Linked DNA regions of Homo sapiens: region 1 is linked to region 2. The links are chromatin contacts, found by Hi-C or POLR2A ChIA-PET in ENCODE. All regions are on one chromosome and are shown on one strand. The core of a region is the stretch at or near the end of the contact, and the rest is flanking DNA. Distances in the headings are between cores, read along the strand shown. Region 1 holds the start of ERGIC3 (ERGIC and golgi 3). Region 2 holds the start of AHCY (adenosylhomocysteinase).

Evidence for each region. A loop is a pair of places that touch in the nucleus more often than their neighbours do. ChIA-PET counts read pairs that join two places held with the same protein, here RNA polymerase II (POLR2A). Pooled maps may share reads with other maps.
Region 1: a map of B cell shows a loop between it and region 2 (13-fold over the local background). The contact joins the promoter of ERGIC3 here to the promoter of AHCY in region 2. A Hi-C loop is called at or near these places in 3 of 168 maps with a recorded cell type or tissue (B cell, CD4-positive, alpha-beta T cell and naive thymus-derived CD4-positive, alpha-beta T cell) and 7 of 50 pooled maps. POLR2A ChIA-PET finds 5 or more read pairs at or near these places in 1 of 52 experiments (Caco-2).

Annotation. Positions count from the first base shown.
Region 1 is chr20:35,537,587-35,543,621 of GRCh38, forward strand. It overlaps ERGIC3 (ERGIC and golgi 3), which reads left to right and starts at 4,492. Exons shown (of 13, transcript NM_015966.3): 1 at 4,492-4,599; 2 at 4,737-4,807; 3 at 4,927-5,014; 4 at 5,236-5,355. The coding sequence starts at 4,512. RefSeq lists an enhancer at 4,164-4,253.
Region 2 is chr20:34,301,209-34,307,683 of GRCh38, forward strand. It overlaps AHCY (adenosylhomocysteinase), which reads right to left and starts at 2,147. Exons shown (of 10, transcript NM_000687.4): 1 at 2,035-2,147. The coding sequence starts at 2,062. RefSeq lists a silencer at 1,522-1,751 and enhancers at 2,322-2,371, 2,392-2,511.

The DNA.
Region 1 (6,035 bases), core at 3,242-5,741, 1.2 Mb after region 2:
TGTATATTTGAGTGTTGCTTGCATACATGGATATTACATTTTAAAATCTGAATTTAGTGCAATTTTTAATTTTTATTTTTTAATAATTTTTATTTTATTTTATTTATTTTATTTAATTTTCAGACAAAGTTTCACTCTTGTCCTCCAGGCTGGAGTGCAATGGCATGATCTTGGCTCACTGCAACCTCCACCTCCTGGGTTCAAGCGATTCTCCTGTCTTAGCCTCCCAAGTAGCTAGGATTACAGGCATGCGCCACCACGCCCGGCTAATTTTTTGTATTTTTAGTAGAGATGGGGTTTCACCATGTTGGCCAGGCTGGTCTTGAACTCTTGACCTCAGGTAATCTGGCCTCCTCGGCCTCCCCTAGTGTTGGGATTACAGGCGTGAGCCACCACCCCTGGCCTTTTTTTTAAAGTATTTTTGATACAGGGTCTCACTCTGTCACCCAGGCTGGAATGCAGTGGCATGGTCTCGGGTCACTGCAACCTCTGCCCCCCACCCCTGGGTTCAAGCGATTCTCCCACCTCAGCCTCCCGAATAGCTGGGATTAGAGGCACCCGCCACCACACCCAGCTAAGTTTTTGTATTTTTTGGTAGAGATGGGATTTTGCTATGTTGGCCAGGTTGGTCTGAAACTCCTGACCTCAAGTGATCCACCTGCCTTGGCCTCCCAAAGTGCTGAGATTACAGGCATGGGCCACCGCGCCTGGGCTTAGTGCAATATTTGAGGCACTCAGATTTTTTTTTTCCTGTGCTGCTGGTTTTGGTCCTATGTGGGCAATAAAACAAGGAACCTTTCAGGAAAGTACTTCTCACACTTTAATGTGCATGCTAATTATCTGGAGAGTCTTGTTAGAATGCAGATTCTGATTCTGCAGGTTTGGGGTGGGGACTGGGATTCTGCATTTCTAACAGGTTCCCAGATAAGGCCAATGTTTCTGGTTCAAGGATCCCACTTAGGGTAGCAGAGCTTTAGACTTAATTCCATCAGCAGATTCCTTATTACCTATTTCTGATAGAATTCTTGGTGCTCTCAGGAATCTGAAGCCCAGATAATAGAGGGAGATCCCAGGTGTCCTCTGCCACCCTGTTAGCTGAGGGAGACCCAAAAACTTTGGCTTCCGTGAAAAGTCCTCCTCCAGTTGTCCCCAAAGTTGTAGCATGAGTCCTTCCAAATCTTTTCTCATGATTATACAAATACATATTCCCCCATATAAGATTAAGATTTTTATATATAGATAGATTTTTTTTTTATTTAGGTTTTTTTTTTTGTTTTTTTTTTGAGACGGAGTGTGGCTCTGTCGCCCAGGCTGGAGTGCAGTGGGGCAATCTCGGCTCACTGCAAGCTCCACCTCCCAGGTTCACGCCATTCTCCTGCCTCAGCCTCCCGAGTAGCTGGGACTACAGGCGCCCGCTACTACGCCCGGCTAATTTTTTGTATTTTTAGTAGAGACAGGGTTTCACCATGTTAGCCAGGATGGTCTTGATCTCCTGACCTCGTGATCCGCCCGCCTCGGCCTCCCAAAGTGCTGGGATTACAGGCGTGAGCCACAGCGCCCGGCCTATGTTTTACATATATAACAATTTATATATAACTACATATATAATATATATAACAGTTTATATATATATATAACAGTTTATATATATAATATATATAACAGTTTATATATATATATATAACAGTTTATATATATAATATATATAACAGTTTATATATATAATATATATAACAGTTTATATATATAATATATAAGTTTATATATTATATATAACAGTTTATATATAACAGTTTATATATAATATATATAAGTTTATATATAACAGTTTATATATATAATATATATAAGTTTATATATAATATATATAAGTTTATATATATGTTTATATATAATATATATAACAGTTTATATATATAATATATATAACAGTTTATATATATAATATATATAACAGTTTATATATATAATATATATAACAGTTTATATATATAAAATATATAACAGTTTATATATATAATATATATAAGTTTATATATATAATATATATAACAGTTTATATATATTATATATATATATATGCACACACACAAAGAGAGAGAGAGAGACTCGCTCTGTCGCCCAGGCTGTAGTGCAGTGGTGTAATCACAGCTCACTATGAGGCAGGAGAACAGGGAATCAGGGTAACCGGGGGTTAAGACATAAGCAAATGAAGGGGTGCAGCCAGTTCTAGGCAGCATACAGGCCACATCTTCAATCCTATGATAACGAGACAGAAGTTTCCACTTCCGCCTCCGATTGACCGTGGGGCCAAATCTCCACTTCAGCCTCTGATTGGCTGTGGGCCAAGTCTCCACTTCAGCCTCTGATTTGGTCGCAGGCCAATCCTTCATAGGTGTAGCCAACTGGAGGCTTCTAAAGGGCACCTAGGGGTGTTGCCAGGTCCCTTTAGCTTAATACAAACCCTGATTGAGGAGGCTCTTGAGCAGCTTGCTCTAACCAGCTGCCGCTATGAATCGTCTTCAATAAATCTATGCTTTTGTTATTCCGTTCTTCTGTTGCTGTTTGTCTTTCGTTGCCCTTCTGTTACTTTATGTGTTTTGTTCAACACGCCAAGAACCTGGACAACTCTATGCTGGTAACAACTGCAGGTAACCTGGTAACAACTGCAGTTTCAAACTCTCCTGGGCTCAACCCCAGCCTCCCAGGTAGCTGAGACTATAGACGCATGCCACCACACCTGGCTAATTTTTTTATTTTTATTTTTATTTTTGGAGACAGAATCTCACTCTGTCGCCCAGGCTGGAATGCAATGGCATGATCTCGGCTCACTGCAACCTCCGCCTCCCAGGTTCAAGCGATTCTCCTGCCTCGGACTCACAAGTAGCTGGGTTTACAGGAGCACACTACCACGCCTGGCTAATTTTTGTATTTTTAGTAGAGATGGGGTTTCACCATGTTGACCAGGCTGGTCTCAAACTCCTGAACTCAAGTGATGCTTCCTGGCTCGGCCTCCTGAAGTGCTAGGGTTACAGATGTAGTTTTTAAAGTTTTTGTAGAGTGGGGTCTTGCTGTGTTGCCCAGGCTGGTCTTAGACTCCTGGCCTCATGTGATCCTCCTCGGTCTCCCAAAGTGCTGTGATTACAGGTGTGAGCCATTGTGCCCAGCCCAATTTTTAATTAAAAAATGGAATGATGGAATGCACATTACTTTGCATCTTTTCCCCCTTAAAAATACATTCTTAGTATACCTAAAGGAGTAAATCTACCTCATTCTTTTGAAAAGTGGCCTAATATTCCATAGAATGGGTGTATCGTGATTTATTCAATTTATTTAATGTATCAGTGGGCATTCTGGCTGGTTCCAGATTTTTGCCATTGAACAATCTCATGCATACATCTTTATGATGTGGTGCACTTAAAATCTTTAAGAGACAGATTCAATATCTTAAGGTGTAACAACCACCCAGATCATGGTACTTTTATCCTTATATTAAAATTTTTTTCTGTTAACCTTGGATAGCTGCTTACATATTTTTTCTTTTTCAAAATTTTTCTATTAACCTTGACATGGTGCTTTTACTTCCTAAAGTGGAATTCCTGTATGAAAGCCTATGAGCTTTTATATCTTACTCATTGCAGCTGCATTACTGTGGGAGCTGTCCCTCTAGAGACACTGGGCTGCAATGGGAAGTGTCAGGGAGAGCTTAAGCTCCATATCACTTGAGTCTAAACCTGGAGGGATAGAGCGTGTCCGTGAGGATCCCAGGGCCTGGAGAGCAATTTAGGGTAATATTCAGAAAGCAGCGCTCAGGAGAAGCACTGGGACGCTGTTTAGGTAAAATCAACCCAAAAGACCCTGATTCCCAGAGTACTTTGAGGTCCAGAAGAACTGGGCTGGAAGCAGGTCCTGCTATTAATTGGCTGTGATCTTGGGCAAGTTATTTAACTTCTCCAGGTCACAGTTTGCTCTTTGGAAAACGGAGATAAGTCACACCTGCTTTCAGGGCGGACACCCTTACTTTACATCAGAATCATCCGATGCCATTCCTAGCGTTTCGGCTTCAGTAGGTGGGAATCAATTATTTGCATTTCTAATAGGTAATCAGTTGATAATGATGCGGCCGGTCCGGTACACTCGAAAAACCACTGTTCCAGGATATTCCAAGATGTTCCAAGAGTCTTAAACACCTGGTGCAGTTCCGAGCACAAGGCACACGAACGGTGCTATTAGCGTTTCTAACCCCGCAGAGAACTCCTCGCACCCCAGTCCTCAAAATCCCGCCCCGGACAGCGGAGGCCGGGGCAGTAGCTTCCAGACCCAATTGCCCGCGCAAGGGGGCGTGGCAGCATCGTTGGGCGGGGCCGCCTGTAAGAGAACGCGGCTAAAGGTGGGGCCAAGCGTGCGGTTTGCTGCGCCTGCGTGAGGAAAAAGAGGGGGGCGTGGCTCCAGGCCGGAAGAGGGAGTCTGTAGGGGCGGGCCGGCTGGCGTCCCCTTTCCGGCCGGTCCCCATGGAGGCGCTGGGGAAGCTGAAGCAGTTCGATGCCTACCCCAAGACTTTGGAGGACTTCCGGGTCAAGACCTGCGGGGGCGCCACCGGTAGGCCGCAGCGGGGCCGGGGTCGCGTGGAGGGGGGCGTCCTAGAGCTTAGCCCGGGCTCCTGGACTCTGACTGGCCTGCCGGTGTCTGAGGGAGCGGATTCGAGGCCATTCTGACCCTCGCCCCTTGTCCTGCAGTGACCATTGTCAGTGGCCTTCTCATGCTGCTACTGTTCCTGTCCGAGCTGCAGTATTACCTCACCACGGAGGTAAGGGGCGGGGCTTAGTGCGTGGGCGGGGCTTGGCATTCTAGGAGTAGGACCTTTAGGGGTGGGAGTGGGGAAGGAGAGGTTTGGGGCTAAGTCTTACTGAGGTAGCGCTGCCCCAGGTGCATCCTGAGCTCTACGTGGACAAGTCGCGGGGAGATAAACTGAAGATCAACATCGATGTACTTTTTCCGCACATGCCTTGTGCCTGTGAGTACCTCACCATGGGTGGGACTGGAGAGACCCAGGGTTCTCATGTGGGCTGCCAGATTCACACCTCCACCCTTAGGTTCTGGACTGGACCCCAGGACAACCTCCTTCTCCTCATCCCGTTCTGCCCCAAGACAGGCCCAGTATCCCCTTCCCCTCCAAAACCCACATCCCCTTGTCCCTAGGGTCCCAGTACCTTAGCCTGATTTTCCTGCTTCCAGATCTGAGTATTGATGCCATGGATGTGGCCGGAGAACAGCAGCTGGATGTGGAACACAACCTGTTCAAGCAACGACTAGATAAAGATGGCATCCCCGTGAGCTCAGAGGCTGAGCGGCATGGTAACCAGGGGAGGGGGCCGGGTCTCAGATCCCAAAGCTGGATGTACCCAAGCCTATCTGCTAGCAAGTGAACTGTGGCAGGCATAGTGATACATTAAACAACTAAGAGCTAGAGAAGTCAAGTGACTTGCCTAGGGTCCCCCAGCTAGTAAGAGTCAGAGTGAGCTAAAATCCTCTATACATATCGAGTCAGGTAATCTACCTGGCTATTATTCTCAGAGGTCCTCAATACCTGCAGATGGTAGTTTGAATACCAGAGGTTTGAAGATAGGTCTTATGTGCTCTTGCCTTGGTAGAACTGTCTAGATGGACCCAGGCTTCTTTGAGTGTTTGCTTTCCCAGCCCATTGGCTTAATTCAGCCCTTAATGCTCTTCCCCTTTGGAATGCAGGTGGTTTAATGAGAATTTAGGTTCTCAAGTCAGATTGCCTGGGTTCACATCTAGCTTTGTCTCCTGCAGTCTGTGAGCTTCAGCTAGAAAGTGGTAATAAAACAGTAGTACCAACCACATGGAATTGTAAGATCAAATGAAGTCATATGTGTAAAATGCCTGGTACAGAGTGGGTACCCACTTTTACCTTCCTTTCCTTTATCTTGGTGGCTTCCCAATTCCCTTCGTTAACTCAGTTTCCCACCACAGCAAACTGTCCTCAAAGCTGGGATTTCTAACACCTTAGAGAT
Region 2 (6,475 bases), core at 897-3,396:
GGCCCCTCTCAAGGCCCCTCCTGGGAGGGGCCCGGCTGTATGGGACAATGGGTTATGCCCTGTGCTGCTAAGCTCCACCCCTCCACCACCACATGTCCCTCCAGCTAAAAATAACTCCTTCAGTGCCCTCGAGGACACTGTGCCAGCCCCACAGTTTTCCCTGGGACCCTCAACTCCAAAGGCACAGGAGAGGCTAGATGCTGCAATCTCTGGAGCTAAGGACTTGCAAAAGTCACAGGAACACCTGTCCCCAGGACAAGCCAAGAGGAACAGCAAGAGCCCCTGTAAACATCAGTTTCTTCATCTGTAAAGTGTGGATAATCATCCCTAGCTTGCTATGCGCCTTAAGTAAAGATAATGCCATATGATCAAGATCTGGCATACAGCAGGGCCTCCTTCCTCCAGCCCCACCCAGCTAAGCTCCCCATCCCCAAATCCAGCTTTATCTCCACCCACACAACCCAATGGCCCCAATCCTGACCCACTAATCTCTCCACAGTATGACAAGCCCCCATTCCAGCTCTACTATTGATGTGACCTTCACATAACCTTTCTGGGTTCAGTTTCAGCATCCACACAATGGAGACAGTCTACTCTGGTAGCAACTTGATGAACTACTTCAACAGAATCTTTGCAAGTCACCTCCCAAGGGCCTCAGTTTCATGCTCTATATAACGGGATTACGTCCACCTCTATGAAGATTATTGTGTAAACACACGTAAATCACCAGATATACAGCAAGTGTTTCCATAAATGTGGATGGCATTCTCCAGACTTAATAGTGTCTTTTTTTGTTTGTTTTTTTTTTTTGAGACAGGGTCTTGCTCTGTTGCCCAGGTTGGAGCGTGGTGGTGCAATCTCGGCTCACTGCAACCTCCGTCTCCCCGGCTCAAACAGTCCTCCTGCCTCAGCCTCCCGAGTAGCTGGGAATGAAGGCGCCCGCCACCACGCCCAGCTAGTTTTTGTATTTTTGGTAGAGATAGCGTTTCACCACGTTGGCCAGGCTGGTCTCGAACTCTTGACCTCAAGTGATTCGCCCACCTCGGCCTCTCAAAGTGCTGGGACTACAGGGGTGAGCCACCACACCCGGTCCAATAGTGTCAAAGTTACTTGAAAAGCTACCAGCCAAACTGAACTGGTTTTTGCTGAAAATTCACTAGGATTGTTCCGCGTGTATTCGCTTGCACACAGTGGTGAAAGGGTGCGCTCAGAGATCTAGATGGCCTGCGTTCCAATCTTGCTCCATCACCACCAGCTGTAAGACTGAGGGCAAGTTACCTCTGCCTCAGGATTCTCATCATAAAATGAGAACAGTTTCCCTATAGAGCCATGAGACTAGAATAAAGCTAGAAGGCAGTGCCGATCCCACAGGAAACACTAAGTAAACGTTAACTATCCCTGTATTACACTTCAATCGGTGGGACAGCAGGATTTTTCAAACCACTCCAAATTTTCTTCGAGATTTCTGCAAGGCTGCCCCTGCTGGAGGGGTGGGGGACCCCACAGGTTGGGTAACTGGCCCAAAGTCCCAGGGGAGAGGAGGATCGGAGCCGGCCTGGGGCTCGCTTTCCAGGCCTCTCCTCATACACCCTCCGGGGTGCCCTCGCCGTCCCTGTAGGAGGCCCAGAGAGGGGTGGACGCTCGTCGGGGCCGCCCAGCTGGACAGGGTCCGGTCCAGGCCTAGGAGGCCGGGCGCAGGCCCCCCGAGCAGGGTCCGGCAGGTGCCAGCCGTCCCAGGCCGTGGCCAGGTGTGCTCTCCCGCGGAGCACGCCGCCAGTTTGCGGCTCGCAGACCGCGCGGCGGCCCCGGCGTCGCGGGGCATGCTGGGACTTGTAGTCCACGGCCACCCGGAACGGCCCGCTCATGGCCGCGCGAGAACTCCAACTTCCAGCTGGCTTCGCGCGGCCAGAAACGCGCCGAGGCTGCGATTCCAGGGGGTCCAGAGAGCCCCGAGTCGGCCCTGCAGCCCCCGCCACGAACAAGCCCCGGGCGGGTGCCGGGCGGCCGCAACCGGCTGCAGGTCCTGGGACTCACCGACTTTGTAGGGCAGTTTGTCAGACATGCTGGCGGCACTCGTGATGGAAACGGGCGAAGGGGGCTGGGCCTCAGTCTGGGAACAGGAACTGGGCGGGCAGCGCCGAGCAGGGATATGCGCGTGGCGCCGACGCCTTTAAATATCTTCCTCGCACTTGCATATTCATGACCCGCTGGGGCGGGGCCCAACGCGCAGGGCGGAGCCGGAGGGGATTTCGATCCCTGAAAAGAAGCCTCAGAATTTCACAAGGCGTGGCCCCAGGAGTCTCACTCACCGGTCCGGAAGGGAGCGCCGGGAGAGGCCTGAGAGCCAGCCGGGCCGTCCTCTCGCTGGTTCAGCCAGTTGATTCAGTGTCAAAACCCAGCGGAACTGAAATTCCGCCAGTTCACTTCCCTGTGCCTCAATTTCCTCATCTGTAAAATGGGCCAAATGACATCTGCCACACAGATTATTATAAGTAAAGTTGCAGGCCAGGCGCGGTGGCTCACACCTGTAATCCCAGCACTTTGGGAGGCCAAGGCGGGAGGATCGCTTGAGCCCAGGAGTTCAAGACCATCCTGGGCAACACAGTGAGACCTGAACTCTACAAAAAAAAATTAAAAATTAGCCGGGCGTGGTGGCGCGCGCTTGTGGTCCCAGCTACTTGGGACGCGGAGGCGGGAGGGAGGATCTTTTGAGCCTGGAGATCGAGGCTGCAGTGAGCTATCATCCCACCACAGCACTTGAGCCTGGGCGAAAGGGCAAGACCCTATCTCAAAAAAACCAAAACAAAGTTAAGTTGCCATTTGTCAGGTACCTACTGACATCCCAAACATTCGCCTTACTCCAAGTAACCAACACCCTGAATTTAAGTAAGTTTGCATACATTTCTTATACTTTTACTGCATCCGTATATCATTAAATAGTTCTGTGTTTAGCACCTTTATATATCAACCGTATTTACCCTTCTGCAACTTGCTTTTTTCTGTGAGCATTATATTTATGAGACTCATGCATATAGCTTGAGTATATTCATTTTTGCTGCTGTATAATTCAGTCATCCCAGGCATGGGAAGGGGAAATTGGTTTCAGGACCTCTGTGGACTCCAAAACCCTTCTATGTTCAAGTCCCTCATATAAAATGAGGCAGTATTGGCATATAACCTATGCACATTCCTCCGTACACTTTAATCATCTCTAGATTACTTATAACTAATATAATGTAAATGCTATGCAAATGGTTGTTTTGTAATTTGTATTATTTTTATAGTTATGTTTTTTTAATTGCTTTTTTTCCCCTGAATTTTTTTTTTTTTTTATGGAGTCTCACTCTGTCGCCCACACTGGAGTGCAGTGGCACCATCTAGGCTCGCTGCAACCTCCACCTCCCGGGTTCAAGCAATTCTCCTGCCTCAGCCTCCCGAGTGGCTTGGATTACAGGCACGCACCACCACACCTGGCTAATTTTGTTTTTTCTTTTTTTGAGATAGAGTTTGGCGCTTGTTGCCCAGGCTGGAGTGCAATGGCATGATCTTGGCTCACACCAACCTCTGCCTCCCGGATTCAAGCGATTCTCTTGCCTCAGCCTCCCGAGTAGCTGGGATTACAGGCATGAGCCACCACGCCTGGCTAATTTTGTATTTTTAGTAGAGACGGGGTTTCTCCATATTGGTCAGGCTAATCTCGAACTCCCGACCTCAGGTGATCCGCCAGCCTCTGCCTCCCAAAGTGCTGGGATTACTGGCGTGAGCCACCGTGCCCGGCCTCTACTCATTTTTTAACCTAAAAATGAGAAAAGAATTAAACTCTTCTGGCCGGGCGCGTGGCTCACGCCTGTAATCCCAGCACATTGGGAGGCCGAGGCGGGCGGATCACGGGGTCAGGAAATCGAGACCATCCTGGCTAACAGGGTAAAACCCCATCTCTACTAAAAATACAAAAAAAAAAAAAAATTAGCTGGGCGTGGTGTCGGGAGCCTGTAGTCCCAGCTACTCGCAAGGCTGAGGCAGGAGAATGGCGTGAACCCGGGAGGCCGAGCTTGCAGTGAGCCGAGATCGCACCACTGCACTCCGGCCTGGGCGACGGAGGGAGACTCTTGTCTCAAAAAATAAAAAATAAAAATAAGAATTAAGGTCTTCTATGACATAGTAAATGTATTGGTCTCACTTGATCTGTACATCTGACCTCTGTCTGAGAGTCATGAGGGCCGATGTCAAGCAGAGACTTCCTGAGGGAACGAGGGTCCACGCCTGGGAGGTGGGCAGCAGGGTCCTCACGCATCCCTTTCAGCATTCTGCAGTGCATTGCAGTGTGTAGTGAGTCGTGTCAGTCTAACTAAACGTAGGATCATGTTACTAGGTTGTCCTACGAGAACAGAAAAATGGCTTCAAAATATTCCTGCAAAGAAATGGCAAGTTCCAGATACTGTGAAAATTACCAGCACAGCAAACAAGTAGAAAAGGACACAGCTGACAGGTCTCTTTCTGGTATGAATGCTGGTCTTTGTCAGCCATGTTGTAAGGAATGTAATAAAATTTGAGAAAACAATGAAAAAGACACTTTGAAATATGAATTTACGGACCAGGCGCAGTGACTCACACCTGTAATCCCAGCACTTTGGAAGCCGGGGCGAGTGGATCACTTGGGGTCAGGAGTTCCAGACCAGCCTGGCCAACATAGTGAAACCCTGTATCTACTAAAAATACAAAAATTAGCCGGGCGTGATGGTGCACGTCTGTAAACTCAGCTACTCAGGAGGCTGAGGGACAAGAATTGTTTGAACCCAGGAGGCGGATGTTGCATTGAGCCAAGATTGCGCCACCGCACTCCAGCCTGGGTGACAGAACAAGACTGCCTCAAAAAAAAAAAAAAAAAAAGAAAAAAAAAGAAATGTGAATTTACATGCCCTCTCATTAATTAATGATGACTCTCATCCTCACTGTATATCGTGCTTTGAGATATCAGCTAATGAGATATTTGCTAATATTTGTACCGTTAAGTTCATATGAACAAAACTTTGGAGACTGCTGGTCTCAGGAGAAGGTCTAAGCACCTTAGTCTGGCCTTATGCAACCTCTCTAGCAGCAGAATGTTCTAGCCTATGGATATATTGCAATTGATATAGCCAATTTCCTATTATTTCAGCTTCTTTTTTTTTTTTTTTGAGAAAGAGTGTCTCTCTGTTGCCCAGGCTGGAGTGCAATGGTGTGATCTCGGCTCACTGCAACCTCTGTCTCCCAGGTTCAAAGTGATTCTCGTACCTTAGCCTCCCAAGTACCTGGGATTACAGGCACACGCTCCCACACCCGGATAATTTTTGTATTTTTAATAGAGACGGTGTTTCACCATGTTGGCCAGACTGGTCTTGAACTTCTGACATCAAGTGATCCTCCCGCCTTGGCCTTCCAAAGTGCTGGGATTACAGGTGTAAGCCACCACGCCCAGCCAGGTTCTTTTAATGGATGAACAGTTAAACAAATTGGTACAGCCATACCATGAAATAATACTCAGCAAAAGGAATAAACTTTGATAAATGCAGCAACCTGGATGAATCCTTAGAGAATTATGCTGAGTGACAAAAACCAATTCCAATATATTACATAGTATATTATTTCATTTCTATAATATTCTTGAAATGACCAAATTATAGAAATGAACCACAGATTAGTGGTTGCCAGGTATTAGGTAGGGGACGGGAGCAAGAGAGAGGTAAATGTGGCTGTAAAAGGGCAACATGAGGAAACTTTGTGGTGATGGAATGTTCTGGATCTTGCTTTATCATTGTCAGTATCCTAGTTGAGATGTTTTATTATGGTTTTGCAAGATGTCACCATTGGGAGAAAGCGAGCAAAGGGCATTGGGATTTCTCTGTGTTTTCTTTGTTTCTTTTTTCTTTTTCTTTTTTTTTTTTTTTGAGACAGGGTCTGCTATCTAGGCTCACAGCAACCTCCACCTCTCCCAGGCTCAAGCCATTCTCCTGCCTCAGCCTCCTGAGTAGCTGGGATTACAGGTGCATGTCGCTACCACCCGGCTAATATTTATATTTTTAGTAGAGATGGGCTTTCGCCATGTTGGCCAGGCTGGTCTTGAACCTCTGACCTCAAATGATCCACCTGCTTCAGCCTCCCAACATGCTGAGGTTTTTTTGTTTTTTGTTTTTTGTTTTTTTTGTCGGAGTTTCGCTCTTGTTGCCCAGGCTGGAATGCAATGGCAAAATCTTGGCTCACTGCAACCTCCTCCTCCCAAGTTCAAGCAATTCTCATGCCTCAGCCTCCTGAGCAGCTGGGATTACAGGCACATGCCACCGTGTCCAGCTAATTTTGTATTTTTAGTAGAGATGGGGTTTCTCCATGTTGGTCAGGCTGGTCTCGAACTCCTGACCTCGGGTGATCCGCCCGCCCTGGCTTCCCAAAGTATTGGGATTACAGGCGTGAGCCACCGTGCCCAGCCCCCTGTGTTTTC